Linked DNA regions of Homo sapiens: region 1 is linked to region 2. Evidence: read pairs that join two places in POLR2A ChIA-PET (ENCODE). Cell type or tissue: PC-9. All regions are shown on one strand.

What was found. ChIA-PET counts read pairs that join two places held together with the same protein. Peaks named below come from ENCODE experiments on the same cell type or tissue, not always from the same donor. Only the 100,000 strongest peaks of a DNase experiment are listed, where the experiment ranks them.
Region 1: POLR2A ChIA-PET joins it to region 2 with 5 read pairs; 2 of 35 experiments call an interaction of 5 or more read pairs at or near these places.

The regions. Positions count from the first base shown.
Region 1 is chr9:125,811,756-125,819,755 of GRCh38, forward strand. All of the region lies in intron 2 of PBX3 (PBX homeobox 3), which reads left to right. Among named protein-coding and RNA genes, the nearest start is that of PBX3, 68 kb to the left of the region's middle. In PC-9, no CTCF peak of the experiment used is centred here; a DNase peak (open chromatin) is centred at 4,006.
Region 2 is chr9:126,154,913-126,162,912 of GRCh38, forward strand. No RefSeq gene overlaps it. Among named protein-coding and RNA genes, the nearest start is that of MVB12B, 170 kb to the right of the region's middle. RefSeq lists enhancers at 2,483-3,241, 7,558-8,000. In PC-9, no CTCF peak of the experiment used is centred here; no DNase peak of the experiment used is centred here; H3K27me3 peaks cover 7,166 bases.

The sequences.
Region 1 (8,000 bases), 340 kb before region 2:
TACATGGTGGAGAGAGAGATAATCTTTCTCATGTCTCTTTTTTTAGACATTTAGATGAATTTCATCATGGGGGCTCTGTCCTCATGACCTATTTATCTCCTGCTGTGGTCTGAATGTTTGTGTCCCCTGCAAATTCATATGTTGAAACCTCGTCACCATTGTGGTAGTATTAAGGGGTGGGATCTTTGGGTGGTGATTAGGTTATGAGGGCTTCACCCTCATGAATTATATTAATACCCTTGTAAAATAGGCCCAAGGGAACTTATTTGTCCTTTCTGCCTTGTGAACACGCAGCAAGAAGGCACCATTTATGAAGTAGATTGAGCTTTCACCAGATACTTAATCCACAGGTGCCTTGATCTTGGGCTTCCTAGCTTCCAGAACTGTGAACGATAAATTTGCGTTGTCCACAAACTACCCAGTCTAACTTATTTTAACAGCCTAAACATACCAAGACACCTCCCAAAGGCCCTGCCTCTAAATATCATATTGGGAATTAGTGCTTCAATATATGAATGGGTTGGGGGGCACAAATATTTCCTCCATAGCAATTAGTGAATAATAAAACCAGCAGCCATGTACTCATACTCAGCTTTACCAAATATATGCATTTAACCATATTTTCTTCAGATTTTTAACAGTCGTTAGATATTATGGATGTAGTCTGCTTATTTGGATATTTTAATTGACTGGATTTGCTTTGTTTCTTTTCCATTTACAGACTTAAGAGTTTAACATTCTGTTACTTTAATTGATATCAGCATGCGTTTTTACTAAGACTCAAAATCTCTTTATTGATCAATACAGGGACCTGAGCGTTTTCAGTTCCCCTTCCTGCTCCTGTTTTACGCTTTTGCGTGGGTTACGAATACAGTCGTGTCACTTAATGGCAGGGTTACATTTTGAGAAACTCATCATCAGGCAATTTTGTCATTGTGAGAACATCATACAGTGTTCTTACACAAGCTTAAATGATATAGCCTTCTGTACACCTAGGCTATATGGGATAGCTCATTATTGTTCCTAGGCTACAAGTCCATACAGCATGTTATGTGCTGAATACTATAGGTAATTTTAACACAGTGGTATTTGTGTATCTAAACATAGAAAAGGTAGAGTAACAATATGGTGTAAGAGATAAAACATGGTATAGCTGTATAGGGCACTTACCATGAATGGAGCTTGTAGGACTGAAAATTGCTCAGTGAGTGAGTGGTGAGTGAATGTTTAGGCCTAGGACATTAGTGCATACTACCGCACACTTTATATATGATGTACACTTAGGCTATACTAAATTTATAAAAATATTTTTATTTCTTCAATAAGTTACCCTTAGCTTACTATAACCTTTTTACTATATAAACTTTAATTTTTAACTTTTTGACTTTTGTAATAACACTTAGCTTAAAACACATTGTACAGCTTTACAGAAATATTTTTTCTTTACACCACAGAGCATTCAGATTTTTTTTTATATCCGTATTCTATAACCTTTTTATTAATTTTTTTTACTTTTTAATTTTTTTTTGTTAAAAACCAAGCCAAACACACATTGGCATAGGCCAATGTGTAAGTAGGGTCATGATCATCAAAATATCAGTAGGTGATAGGAATTTTTTAGCTCCTTTATAATCTTATGAAACCATCATTGTATATGTGGTCCATGGTTGACCAAAACATCATTATGCAGTGTATAACAGTAAATGCAAACCCCAACTGTAGTCATTTAAACGCATCAAGATATCTTTTATGTCATATAACAAGACACCCAGAGGATTACAATTTGATTCAGTAACTCATTAATGTTGGAACCATTGTGTTTGCAATCCTTCTGGCCAATGAGAGCCCTTCAGGCTGTCATCTGTGTCTTTTTGACATGTCACCATTATTCTTCAAGCAGTTCCTTATATTCTGGTATGATAAGATGTTCCCAGCTTATCTTGTCTTTGCCTTGTCCTAGCCCTGGAATCAACCGTTTCTTTAAGTATACTTGGTTCCTTTTAGTGGATAATGACATTGAGAAAACAAGATTTGAGTGTAAGTTATGCTCATTGCTATTAGGTATCACTGCTTCTGAATCTACTCAATGAAAAGATCTAGAGAAATACATACATAAACACGTATGTCGGCCGGGCACGGTGGCTCATACCTGTAATCCCAAAACTTTGGGAGGCCAAAATGGGCAGATAACCTGAGGTCAGGAGTTCAAGACCAGCCTGGCCAACATGGTGAAACCCTGTATCTATTAAAAATAAAAAATTAGTTGGGCATGGTGCGCCCCTGTAGTCCCAGGTTTTCAGGAGGCTGAGGCAGGAGAATCACTTAAACTCGGGAGGTGGAGGTTGCAGTGAGCTTAGAGATCACGCTATTGCACTCCAGCCTGGGCGACAGAGTGAGACTCCATCTCAAAAAAAAAAAAAAAAAGTATCCTAGGATCAAAGCTAGCAGGTTGCATGTTCCCTTCAAAGATGGGTACTTTCATATTTGACCTAGTGTTCTCGCAGTTATTATATTTTTCTATACTTTGAAAAGTTACTACCCTTGTTAACTCTAACTTTGTATAGATTTTAACTTGTTTGTTCCATCTCTTTTTTTTTGGAATGGTACAATGCCAGTAAAACTGTAGAATGAGACAGAATGGATCCAAATTGTTCCAAACTGTACTGTTCTATTTAAGATGAGTGCCGTAAGTGCTGTGAGCTACATATATACATTTAGATCCCAGGATTTTTAGTTCTATAGAGTCATTCTAGAGGATGTGAATAGTGAAAATGTTTCCCATTAACAGATAGATGCAATTCTAACTATCTGAAAATAACCTAGAAAAAGACCTGCTATCTGGAACAGAAATGGAGAGACTACTTTTGACTGCCCAATGAATAACATTCATGATTATTGACCAGTACTGGATCAATTTAGCCTCAAAGACCATTGATCATGCTGTATTCTTAGAGCTGTATTGGCCTTTTACTTCTCCACAGAGGCACAGATTATAGTCAGTTTGGCATTCGTTTTTAATTTTATGAAGAGTGTTTTAAATTAAAACCTATCAGATCACTCTCCCTCCTTTGAGACATTAATGTGGTCCTTATATAATTAAGCCATCCACCATTCAAGCCGATTAACAACTTCCAGAATAGGAATTTGAGGTTGAAAACACTATTCCCAATTGCCATTCTTCAGCCTGAAGGATTAGGGAATTACAGCCTCTCATTTCTAACTCATCTTTTATCAGAATTCTGAAAGATAAAATCTTCCTTATTTCTCAGTTCCATTTCTTTTTCCTTACTTGTATGCTTAGGAAGATAATTTTTCCTCACAACCTGAAGAATTATGTCTATTTTTTTGAAAGACTGAAAGAAATCAGACTAAGTAGTCAGATTTTCTGTCCTTCAGGGTAACTTTCTGGGTCAATCCATTTTGAAAAGAATATTTTTCAACTAGTTAGCAGGTAATTTTAAATTATAAAAGTACTCTCCTTGCACAGTTGAAAAAAATGTTGTAACCTCTTGCTGTTCTTCTCCTTCCTATAGTCCCACTCATCAGAGAAGACCACATTTCATCTTTCTCTTTTTTGTTTTCTTGCTAGTTACCCACCATAAATTTAAATAACTGAAATTGTTGACTGTATATCATTTTTCCATGGTAAGGAATTTGGCTTATTTATATAATCTCCCACATAATTTCCTTCTCTTCCTCTCTGGTTTTGTTGTTGTATTATTTTTTGTTCTGCTGTAGGTTCCTCGTATAACATAAGCAATGTGTTCTCTAGCTTTGATTCCATCAATATCAGACTGTATTACTTTACTTTTATATGAAACAGGAGGAAATTAGTACTCCCTTCTTTAACTGTTGTACTTTTGATATTACCTCTTAATTATTTTTGGAGAATGGTTGTCTGACTTCTCCTTTGGGCAAATGTTCTTTGCAGTGACTGGGTGTGTGTGTGTGTGTGTGTGTGTGGAAAATGTGAGGAGGGACCAAATTTCTCAGGTGTTACTCAGACCTTCTTTTAATTTACTGCCCCATTTCCTGTTGCTGTTCTCTGTCCAAGGTTGGAGCCTCTGTCAGTCTTTGCTGGGAAAACCGGCTCCTACCTCCTTCTCATTGTAGATTTGGGCCTCCTTCACTGTGATGCACTTGTCATTGTGGTGTCTCATTTGTTATCTGTGTTACAGAAATTTATCAAAATCTGGTCTTCTTCAGCCCCACCCCCTACTCTTTCTCTCTGCCTCCCTCCGTCTCTCTCTCTCTCTTTTTGTTTTTTGAGACCGTGTCTTACTATGTCACCTAGACTGCGGTTTAGGGGTGCGATCATGGCTCACTGCAGCCCCGACTGCCCGGGCTCAGGTGATTCTCCCACCTCAGCCTCAGGCGAGGACCACCACGCCTGGCTAATTTTGGTTTTTGTTTTTTGTTTTTTGTAGAGACTGGGTTTTGCCATGTTGCCCAGGCTGGTCTTGAACTCCTGAGCTCAAGTGATCTGTGTGCCTTGGCCTCCCAGAGTGCTGGGAACACAGGTGTGAGCCCCTGCACCCGGCTCTTCCCCCTTCTCAATGGTATACCCTTTACAGTCCTATCAGAGGGAAACTGGAAAGGAAGAATGGAAATTAAACATACATACTCAGTCTGCTCTCTTGAGCCAGAAGATCCAGAGCGATGCTTGCTTTTTAGTTGTCTTCAATTGTTATTGAATATTTCTATGGTGCTTTTACATTGTTCGGAGTGATTTTATCTGCTTAATCTTCATAACAACCTTTGATTTAGGTGGAATGTATATTACTCTTGTTTTACAAATTAGGAAAGTGAGGATTAGAGCGGCTAAGTAAGGGATTTACGGATGGTCACTTGCCTGAGTAAGTTGCAGAACTGGGATAGAGATTAGTGCTCGAATCTTCCAACTCAGGGTTCAGTTCTCTTTATATTATACTCTTTTGACTGGGGAAAGGGTTGTGTCTGTCCTCAAGTTTTAGTCTGTCTCTCTTTTTTGTGTGTGTTTGTGTGTGTGTATATACACAGAACATTTCAACACTGAAATTGCTTGGCAGTTTCATGGTCTTTGTGCCATACCTTCTTTAACATAGAATCCCAGTTTAATCTTTTTATCCTTTACCAGTTCTCTTCTTTTCTTGTAATGTCTCATCATTTAGATTATCAGATGATTGGTCCTTTTTGACTATTTTTGGAGACACCAGAGTTCTTATATGGTTTCATTTTTTTCTGCAGTTAATGTATCTGTGCATGCGTAGCTGATCTTCACCTTGTTAAAAGGTGAAACAATTTTTTTAATCAACATTTTTTGCTTCTTAGTCTTTCCAAAATCAGTCATGAAACTAGAGTGAAGAATTATTCTGTGTTGATAACCTCAATAGAGTAAAGAATTGGTCTGTGTTAGCACTGGTCTGTAAAGGCTACCTATAAGTAGTTTGGTTTTATCAGTGTGACTAGTTTCTTTAAAGTAGATTAGAGATGAAGTTTAGATACAACACATATTGAATCACACAGATTTGTTGTTTACTTCCAATACTTATTTATTAGGTAAAAATAAACCTATAAGAGATCTTCTTCAAGAGTATTTGCATCCCACATTCCAACACTATTCAAAGCCTTATTTTCCTAGAGATCTTGGAGGTGGACTAGAGGTACTTGTGACTTATGTGATGATGTATTTTTTTGCTTATAGATTAATCCACTGGGGTTTGTGCGATAGATACATGTCCCCTATTCTGAAAGAAACACACACACACATTAATTTCATTGAGTCTTTCTTTACATTCATATTTGCTGAGTTGCACAACTCCAGGTTGCATCATTTATAATACACTTTGATAACGGTGCATTCTAGAATTGTGCACAATGGCTACCCCACTAAACTAATCTAACTAAAGAACTCATAGAATGTAATTTAATGAAATAATTTTAAGTTTGGGAATTTTCATTCAGCTTTGATTCTAACTCACTGTAAAGTCTTACATCTTATTTTTTTTGTCCTACAAATCGAAAAAATACCATCTGCTCTAGTACCCACTTACCTCACAGAAAAGATTTGTTAGATTTTTAAAAAATTGCGGTGGAATTCCTTGGAGATAAATTCTTGTGAGTATAGCGTGCACCAGCTGTAGATGATGGACCATTCACAAAGTATATTATAAATGGTGTAGTATTGGCTGGATGCGGTGGCTCACGCCTGTAATCCCAGCACTTTGGGAGGCCGAGGCGGACGGATCACGAGGTCAGGAGATCGAGACCAGACTGGCCAACATGGTGACATCCTGTCTCTACTGAAAATGCAAAATTAGCTAGCATAGTGGCTCACACCTGTAGTCCTAGCAACCTGGGAGGCTGAGGCAGAAGAATAGCTAGAACCCGGGAGGCGGAGGTTGCAGTGAGCTGAGATGGTGCCACTGCACTCCAGCCTGGGTGACAGAGCAAGCCTTTCGTCTCAAAAAAACCAAAAAAAAAACAAAAACCAAAACCAGATATAGTATTACCAGAGAGTTCCTGCTCATAAGTATAAAAACATTTCTTACTTAAGTTATGAAGTTTGAAAATGAGCCTTACATACATAACCATACTTTTTTTTTTTTTAATTTGAGACGGAGTCTCACTCACTCTGTCACCCAGGATGGAGTGCAGTGGCATGATCTCAGCTCACTACAGCCTCTGCCTCCTGGGTTCAATTGATTCTCCTGTCTCAGCCTCCTGAGTAGCTGGGATTGTGGGTCTGTGCCACCACGCCCGGCTAATTTTTATTTTAATTTTTTTTGTATTTTTAGTAGAGACAGAGTTTCTCCATGTTGACCAGCTGGTCTCAAACTCCTGACCCCAAGTGATCTGCCTGCCTTGGCCTCCCAAAGTGCTGGGATTACAGGCATGAGCCACCACACCTGGCATGATGAGATTATTTTTTTAAAGATATATAGAAACAGGGTCTTGCTGTGTTGCCCAGGCTGGTCTTGAACTCCTGGGCTCAAAAACCTGCCCGCCTCAGCTTCCCAAAGTGTTAGGATTACAGGCGTGAGCCACTGCACTCAGCCTTGATGAGAATTATTTTTATTATTTTGAAGATGATGATGATGATGATTATTATTATTATTTGAGACGAAGTCTTTCTCTGTTGCCCAGGCTGGAGTGCAGTGGTGTGATCTCGGCTGACTGCAGCCTCCGTCTCCCAGGTTCAAGGAATTCACCTGCCTCAACCTCCCGAGTAGCTGGGACTAGAGGTATGCACCACCAAATCTGGCTAATTTTTGTGTTTTTAGTAGAGATGGGGTCTCACCATGTTGGCCAGGCTAGTCTCGAACTCCTGGCTTCAAGTGATCCACCCACCTCGGCCTCCCAAAGTGCTGGGATTACAGGTATGGGCCACTGTGCCTGGCCTGATAATTATTTTTAATCTCATACTTTCTAATGTATAATTCCAAATCTAAAACTATTTTTTTACTTTTTAATTTTCCAAAGGAACATTAATTTTTATTTTTAAATTTTCAAGGCCAGGCGGGGTGGCTCACACCTGTAATCCCAGCACTTTGGGAGGCCTAGGTGGGCGGATCACCTGAGGTGGGTAGTGAGACCAGCCTGACCAACATGGAGAAACCCTGACTCTACTAAAAATACAAAATTAGCTGGGTGTGGTGGTTCATGCCTGTAATCCCAGCTACTCGGAAGGTTGAGGCAGGAGATCACTTGAACCCGGGAGGCGGAGGTTGTGGTGAGTCAAGATCATGCCATTGCACTCCAGCCTGGGCAACAAGAGTGAAACTCCATCTCAAAAAAAAGAAAAAAAAATTCAATTCTAGCTATAATAGATCAGCTGAACTATATGGAAATGGGAAACGTGCAAATACTACTGATATCTTCCCTGCTTGTAAGAAGAGGGTTTAGATATAGATATGGGCAAAGCTTCATTTATGAATAGATTTATATATCTTCAGTGTACATATATATCCAGTGTTTTATATATATATAAAACTGGTGTTTTATGTATATATACACAATGT
Region 2 (8,000 bases):
GAAGAGCCTCAGACTCAGGTTCAGAGGTTTTGTGAGACTGCTCAGCAGGAAGGTGAGCCTGAAAGGGAATGGACCTCTTCTGCACACATGCCAGGCCCCCCAGCTGCTCGAGGAAATGGGATTGGGGGCTTTGGGGCCCCAAAGGTATCCCTGCACAGCCCTGAGCCCTGGGGCGCAAATGCCCCCAGGCTGGAGGAGTGAGGTGCCATCATCCTCAGGTTCAGCAGCAGCGAGGAGGGTCCTGGGAAAACCTGCCCCCTCCTGGAAACTTTTTTATTTTATTTTATTTTATTTCATTTTGAGGTAGAGTTTTGCTCTTGTCACCCAGGCTGGAGTGCAGTGGCACGATCTCAGCTCACCACAACCTCCGCCTCCTGGGTTCAAGCAATTCTCCTGCCTCAGCCTCCTGAGTACCTGGAGCTATAGGCGTGCACCACCATATCTGGCTAATTTTTTGTATTTTTAGTAGAGACAGGGGTTCCCCATGTTGGCCAGATTGGTCTTGAACTCCTGACCTCAGGTGATCTGCCCGCCTTGGCCTCCCAAACTGCTGGGGTTATAGGCGTGAGCCACTGCGCCTGGCCCCCTCCTGGGAATTTTATAAAAGACTTCCTTATTTATTGTAAAGTAAATGTATTATGTTCTCCTGGTTATAAAGCCAGTAAGGACCTAACAAATACAAAGAAGAACAAGAAGAAAATAAAAAACATCCTTAATTCTATCACCTAGAGATACCCACCCTTACATATATCCTTCTTTTCTTTCCTTTTTTTGTGAATAATATTAAATATTGCTGCTATGGTTTCCTTCCCGTCCGTGGCTGACTGCACACGCCTCACTCAGCCAGGCCTCGGTGGCCCATGCAGTGGGAACCCTTTTGCTAATGACAAAGTGAAGGATCAGAGAGGTGAAGTGCTTTGCCAAGGTCACTCAACTTGAGAGTGACAAATGATTTATGCGCTCAGCTAACTTGAGTGACGGCAAGATGGGCAGGGCCGGTGTGCTGCTGAGGTTTCCATTCAGGTGATGGAGGTGGACCTATCTGCCCGGCCCCAGTGCTCCTCACCTCTCCCTCTACCTCTGAGGTACCCCACCCGGCTTTCTTAGGGATGTGTGCAAAGTGGGGACTTGTATGTGTCGTCCCCTTGATGCTCTCCTGTGAGCCCTGCCCGTACCACCCTCAAACAACAGGGTTGATTTTAAGGCCCCAGGGCAGCCCATCGGGTGAATGGGTCTCAGATCTTCAACTGTGGGCCCCGGGCATATGGAGACACAGGGGTTCATTTTGGGGTCCCTATGGGCAGTGGCCACCTTGCCACCGGCCCTCTAAGGTTGGCTGAAACTCTGTGACATCATGACAGGCTCATTCTTCCCAGTGCGGGGCCCACACAGGGTGTCAGAGCCCCTCACAGCCCTAGGGCCCATCTGCCAAATAAGGAAAGAGGCTCAGGGAGACGCCATCGCTTGCTCAAGGTCACAGGGCCGTGGAGGTAAGAGTCACCCTGGTCTTTCTGAGTCATGCACCTGTGTCCCTGACCTTCCATTGGCTTCTAGAGTGAGGGCTTCCATTCACCCTCAGCTGTCAGTGGCCCACGATCCAGGGATGTCCTGCAGGGAGTGGGCCGTGCCAGGCACGATGCCATAAGAACAGGGACAGTTGGCAGATGGTGGGGGCGAAGGTGGTTCTGGGGCCTCACTGTGCTGTGTGGCTGATGGAGGTGGGGTCACAGCAATGAGAAAAATCAAAGACAGTGATTGACAGATATAGCATCTACTTTCTCCTGCACACGTCTGGGCTGAAAGCTTCTTGACGTGGTCCTCCTCTGACAGCAGCTGTGATTCTGATCTCACCGATTCACACTTGCACACACTCACACACTCATCCAATAGTCATTACGTCCCTGCCATGTGCAAGACACTGTGTCAAGCCCTGGAGGAGCAGTGGGGAGAACTACATACAGCTACCGCCCCTGCCCTCATCAATCTTCCAATCTAAGGGAAGAAAAATAACAAAGGCTGATGAGCCTCCCGACAGGGAAAGGACCAACCTCACCCTCACATACACATACTCACACCTAAGCGCTTGTGTGCAGACACTCACAACACCCTCACACATGCACGCACACTCGTGTGAACATGTGCATACTCTTCTCCACTGACACTGGCTCACACCCATGCACACACGTGTGCACCCATACACTCACACGTGCACACACGTCTTCCCTAGGCACGCGGCCATTGCCCACATTTGGTTTCTGGTGGGCGTTTTCTGTCTACCTTTCTGTCCCTCTCCTCCCACTTTCTGTCTCTGTGGCTCACGATGCCTCATCTTTCTACTTTTCTTTATTTCCCACTCTTTCGTTCCCTTTCACCCTCTCTTCTGTTTCTTTCTCCCTCTTTGCATTTGCATGTCTCTTTTTCTTTATGTCTTTCTCTCTTCACGCTACATCTCTTTCTTCCTTCCCTGCCTCCCACTCTGCCTGAGATCGCTCTGTCTCCTTGACCCCAGTGCTGGCCCCCTGGTGTCCCCTGGGCTTGGAGAGGCAGCCAGGGCCAGGTGGGGCCAGGCCGGCTGGCGCCCCCACCACCACCCCCTCCCAGCACATGGAAAGGTGGCTCTTTCCGCTCTGCCTGGCGTGGGTGCGGTGATTTCATCTGCCTTTGGATATGAAGCTCAAATTGCACATCAAAAAGGATAATGCATCTTTAAGCTGTTACAACGACTTCTCAATTTTTCATTTCCTGTCAGGGTGGGAGCTGCAGGAGGCAGGGGCGGCCGCGGAGCCTGTCTCCTGCCAGTGAAGTGTCTGCCTGGATTTGAGCAGTAGGAAACCCAGGGGTGATAAATCGCTATTTCTAAGTAAATTTCATGCATTTGCCCTTTGGTTAAAGTCTCCCCTCTCAGCACTTTCCCCGTGCACACAGCCCGACTAATAACGCGCCGTGCAAGCTCTCTCCGCTGTGACAACTGATTGCACTTTGAAGTAATAATGGCTGATTTAATAATTGGTATAATTTTTCACTAGTACCTGAATGTCATCGACGCACAAAATAAGCTACCTGGACCCATGGCTGCAGCACTTTCCCTTCTTGGGGAAATCAATAATGCATTAAACCCCCAACCCAGGACCCCAAGAGGCCAGACCCTAGTGGAGGCTGTTATAGGGGGAGGTTTGGGGTCTCTCCATGGAGGCTTAATGGCAGGAAAGCTAGACAGAGGCTTTCAGATAGGCTAGGTCCCTAAGCCCAGCCAGGCTGCAGGAGAAGAGACCGAGAGCCGTGAATCTCCCCCAGACCCAGCTCACCCTCTAGGTTCCACCTTGGCAGCTTCTGTCTCCACCCGTGAAAGTCCCCTGAAACCCCCACTGGGGACTGCAGAGACGAAACCACCTCTCCGCCAGCATCAGCCGCCATGCACACAAACCACGTGTGCATGTGTCTGTGTTTCCGTGTGGGAATTGAGTTCAACTTCATCATTATTTAGAGAGGCCCTGTTATGAGCCAGGATCTGTGCTGGTGACAGAGTGGTGAGCAAGACAGACATAGTCGCTGCCCCCAAAGAGACTGTGACCTCTTAGAGAGTGTGAGCATGCGTGTATGCGCTGACGTGCGCGCGCGTGCGCGCGCACACACACACACACACACACGTGCGTCTAGCTGTCTCTGTCCATACAGTATGTGTTGTGTGTCTGTATTTATAAACGTGTGTGTCTGTCTAGGTCTGTGTGTTCAGGTGATGTGTGAGGGTGTCTGTGTGAAGATCAGGGTGTGAGTGGCCGCTCACTCTGCCTGGCTGGGCCTTGAGAACATGTCCCTTCCTAGACCTAAGGCCAGGCTACTTCTCCAAGTTGAATTGGGCAGGGGGCAGCAGGGAAGAGACCCTGGCACTGCCAAGGTCCAGTCCACCCACGCCTCCTCATGGCTCCCTGAGCTCTCCCTATTGTACCCTCCTGCCTGGCTTCTGCCCAAGCCACCTGCCTGGACAGAATACCCCTCCATGCAAAGCACACAAACTCTGCAGTCACATCTGGATCCTGTCCTCCGAAAAGTCAGACACACATAGCTCTGAGGCCATTTCCTCATCTGAAAAGAGGGCACAAGAATCCCTGACTCCCGGTTCTGTGTAGCATCATGGATGCAGCCTTCTTAACCCATGCCTGGACATAGACAGTCCTCCACAAACATTAGCTCCTCACTCTCCATCCTGTTCACAGTCACCTCCTGTGAGTTCCCTGAGGACAGGCCATGGCACGTAGCAGGCACACAGTGAATATCTGTTAAACAGATGTGTGGGCTGGTTTGTCAACCATTAACATAGACTTGGAAAAACCAAAGAGCTTCGGTCATGCCTGCCTTTGAGGTGATGGGGCTGGGGCAACCTCTCACCCACTGTGCAGTTTGTCAGAGTTTTGCAGGAGCGGGGGGGTCCTTGTCCCAGCAGAGCTGGAGCCCAGACAGGCCTGGATGTCCCATCTCCCCCAGCTCTCTCCCCTCCCACCCGCCGCTGTCTGGCTGTGAACCGGGAAATCGATTTCAACTTCATCTCATCTCAAGATCAAACGTCTTAAGTGAGATTATTCACGTTCCTCCATTGTTTCTAACTCATTTCCTATTTTCCAGTTGAAAAACCCTGCCAGAAGCATTCTGTGGCAGAGATTAAAACAATTTCAGAAGCAGGCACCCAATCCTTCTCTTTGGATGGTAAGCAAATTGGATGTCTGTGAGAAGCCGGCAAATTTTATTATGAACACATAGTTTGCTACTTAACTATCCTTAAGACCCCGGGTGCTGTGAGGCCCCAGCAGGAGGGCTCCAGAGGGGGCAAGATGAAAGGTAGGGAGGGAGTGGGGGTGCAGCAGACCCCCAACCGGGCCCCCAGCCCTTTCCTGCAAAGTGTGAACATCGGATCGCCATCCACAGCTCGGTTTCCTGGGGAAAAGGGAGGGAACCCACATGTTCTGGTACTCACCAGGCCCAGGCACCACGCTAGGCACTTCAAATGCCTGATTGCTCCGAATCGCCACAAAACTCTCGGGGAGCTGGAATTGCTTTGACCGTGTTGTAGATGAGGAAACAGACTCAGAGAAGAGAAGACATTGCCCAAGCTCTCCCAGCAAGCGGTTAGCGAGTGGGAATTAGAGTCCAGCTCATGTTCTTAACCATCACTGTGGGAGATTATTGCAAAAATGGCTGTAATTCTCACCTCTCCTTGCATCCCCAGAGTGGAGAGTCTAGTTCCCTATCCCTGGATCCTGGGTTGGCTTTGGGCAGTAGAACGTGGGGGAAGAGCCGTGTGCTAGGTGCAAGCTTAGGCCTCAAAAAAGTCTTGCACACATTTGTGCTCTCTCTCTCTCATTATTCTGCCCAGTTGCTGTGTGGACAAGCTCAGGCCAGCCTGCAGTGGGCAAGAGACCACTGGCGCAGAGCTCAGTTGTCTTAGCTGGGGACATCCTGTCACCCAATCCTCAGACATGTGAGAGAGCCCAGTCAGGAGAGCAGAGCTGTGGAGCCAACCCTCAACTGAACATAAATGCATGAATGACCCCAGCTGAGACCAGAAGAACCACCCAGCTGGTCAATAGAAATGCGAACAAAGATAAAGTCTTATTGTTTTAAGTGACTATAAATGACCATAAAGTCATACAACAGCTGATACAACCACCGACGAGTCCGAGGACCTGGGATCAGACTCCCAGATTTTCTCCCTCGGTCCCCCAGGCCCACATTGCATATTTACTTTGTGCCTGCTCTGCGGTAACTGATATGGGGGGTGGGGGGTGGATCTGGTTGCTGTTCCCACTGCTTGGTGCATGTGACAAAGATACAGGCTTGCCGCCCTCAGGCCCTGGCACTTCCCCTGACTGCTTCATCCTGCTACTGTCCTTAAACTTGTCAGCCTTTTCCATTAGACTCCTTAATGCCAACAAAATGATAGGGTCATTTAATGATCACCTACTATGTGCTGTGTTTTGTACCCAGCATTTCCTTCCTTCCTTCCTTCCTTCCTTCCCTCTCTCCCTCCCCTTCCCTCTTTCTTTCTTTCTTTTTCTTTCTTTCTTTTTCTCTCTTTCTTCTTTCTTTTTCATTCTTTCTTTTTCTTTCTTTTCTTTCTCTTTCTTCTTTTTCTTTCTCTTTCTTCTTTCTCTTTCTTCTTTCTTTCTTCTCTTTGTTTCTTCTCTTTCTTTCTTTTCTTTCTTCTCTCTCTTTCTTTCTTTCTTCTCTTTCTTTCTCTTTCTTCTTTCTTTCTTTCTTTTTCTTTCTTTTTTTTCTTGAGAGTCTTGTTCTGTCACCCAGTCTGGAGTGCAGTGGTGTGATCTTGGCTCACTGCAGCCTTGACCTCCTGGGCTCAAGTGGTCCTCCCAGGCTCAAGTGGTCCTCCCACCTCAGCCTCCCGAGATGTTGGGACTACAGGTGCCTGACACCTTGCCCAGCTAATTTTTGTATTTCTTTTCTTTTCTTTTCTTTTTTTTTTTTTTATAGAGACGGCGATTTGCCATGTTGTCCAGGCTAATTTGGAACTCTTGGGCTCAAGCGATTTGCCCACCTCGGCCTCCCAAAGTGCTGGGATTACAGGCGCGAGTCACCGCGGCCAGCCTGTGCGCAGCATTTTCTTTGCACATCTCACTGCATCCCCATCACAGTCTTATTACTTCCCATTTTATAGATCAAGGTGCTGAGGCTCAGTAATGTGTCCCCTAAACAGTATGTGGTGGAGGTGGGATGGAATCCAGGCCTGTACTTTTGTCTGCCTGACCTCTTATAGGCTGAAAACCTCCTTCTAAGTCCTGGGGTCTTCTCTGAATCCGGGTCATAGAAGCTCCAGTCCTGCATCTTTTCGAGGCAGCATTTCTCAGATCCTGAGCCTCCATGTGTCAGGGGCATGGTCTAGAGCCCCCAGTCTGACCAGGGGGGCACTTCCCAATCTTCAGGGGGTCCCAACCTTGAAAGCAACCAGGAATGCTGGATTCTGATCCTACCACACCCTTGGGAAAAATCTCTCTCTCTTTTTTTTTTTTGTGACGGAGTCTTGCTCTTGTCACCCAGGCTGGAGTGCAGTGGTGCAATCTCGGCTCACTGCAACCTCCACCTCCCAGGTACAAGTTATTTTTGTACCTCAGCCTCCCCGGTAGCTGGGATTACAGGCACGTGCTGCCACGCCCGGCTAATTTTTTGTATTTTTAGTAGAGATGGAATTTCACCATGCTGGTCTTGAACTCCTGAGCTCAGGTGATCTGCCCACCTCGGCCTCCCAAAATGCTGGGATTACAGGTGTGACCCACCGCACCCAGCCAGGAAAATCTCTTCACCTCTCTGGGCCTCACCTTCCAAGTCCACCCAATGGGCTGAGAACTGCTACCTCAGGGCCTCCATCTGGGGAGAGGTGGGTGAGAGGATGGCGTGGGCTTTCCAGGTTTGGACTGTCTGACTGAGGTGGGAGAGATGTGGTTCCTGGGGAGGAGGAGGTCTGGGCTGAGGAGGAGCCTGGGGTGGGTGGAGTCCGCAAGGTCTGGAAGGGCGGGGGAGCCAGAATGTTGACCAGGCACCATTTCTAAGCCAGGGCCTAGGCCCAGACAGGGGCTGTTATCATCCCCGTCACACAGATGTGAGGTGTCATGAAGTAACCACCTCTTTCAGCTGCTTCTCCCCTTTTCCTCCTCACAGAACCATCCCAGGTCTCAGACTGGCCCCAGAGCCCGGGTGTCCCCGCCTGTGGTGGCCCCAGCTTCTGAGCCAGCTGTGTCATAGGGTCCTTCCCAGTCTCGCCCACCACCAGCTGCTTTGGGCCACAGGGAGCACGTGCCTGGGGCTCTGTGTGACCCCTGGCTCTGTTTCCCTCCCAGAGGGGGCTGCTAGGCTCTATCTGTGTGAAGGTCATGCTATGCAGGCTTTGGCTGGTAAGCTCCTGGCTGGAGCGACCCCCCGCCCTGGCTTCAGCCCTCCCTGCCAGGTAAGAGGAACCGGCCCCAGTGATTAGAAGCTGGCGGGGAGCATGGGAGAGG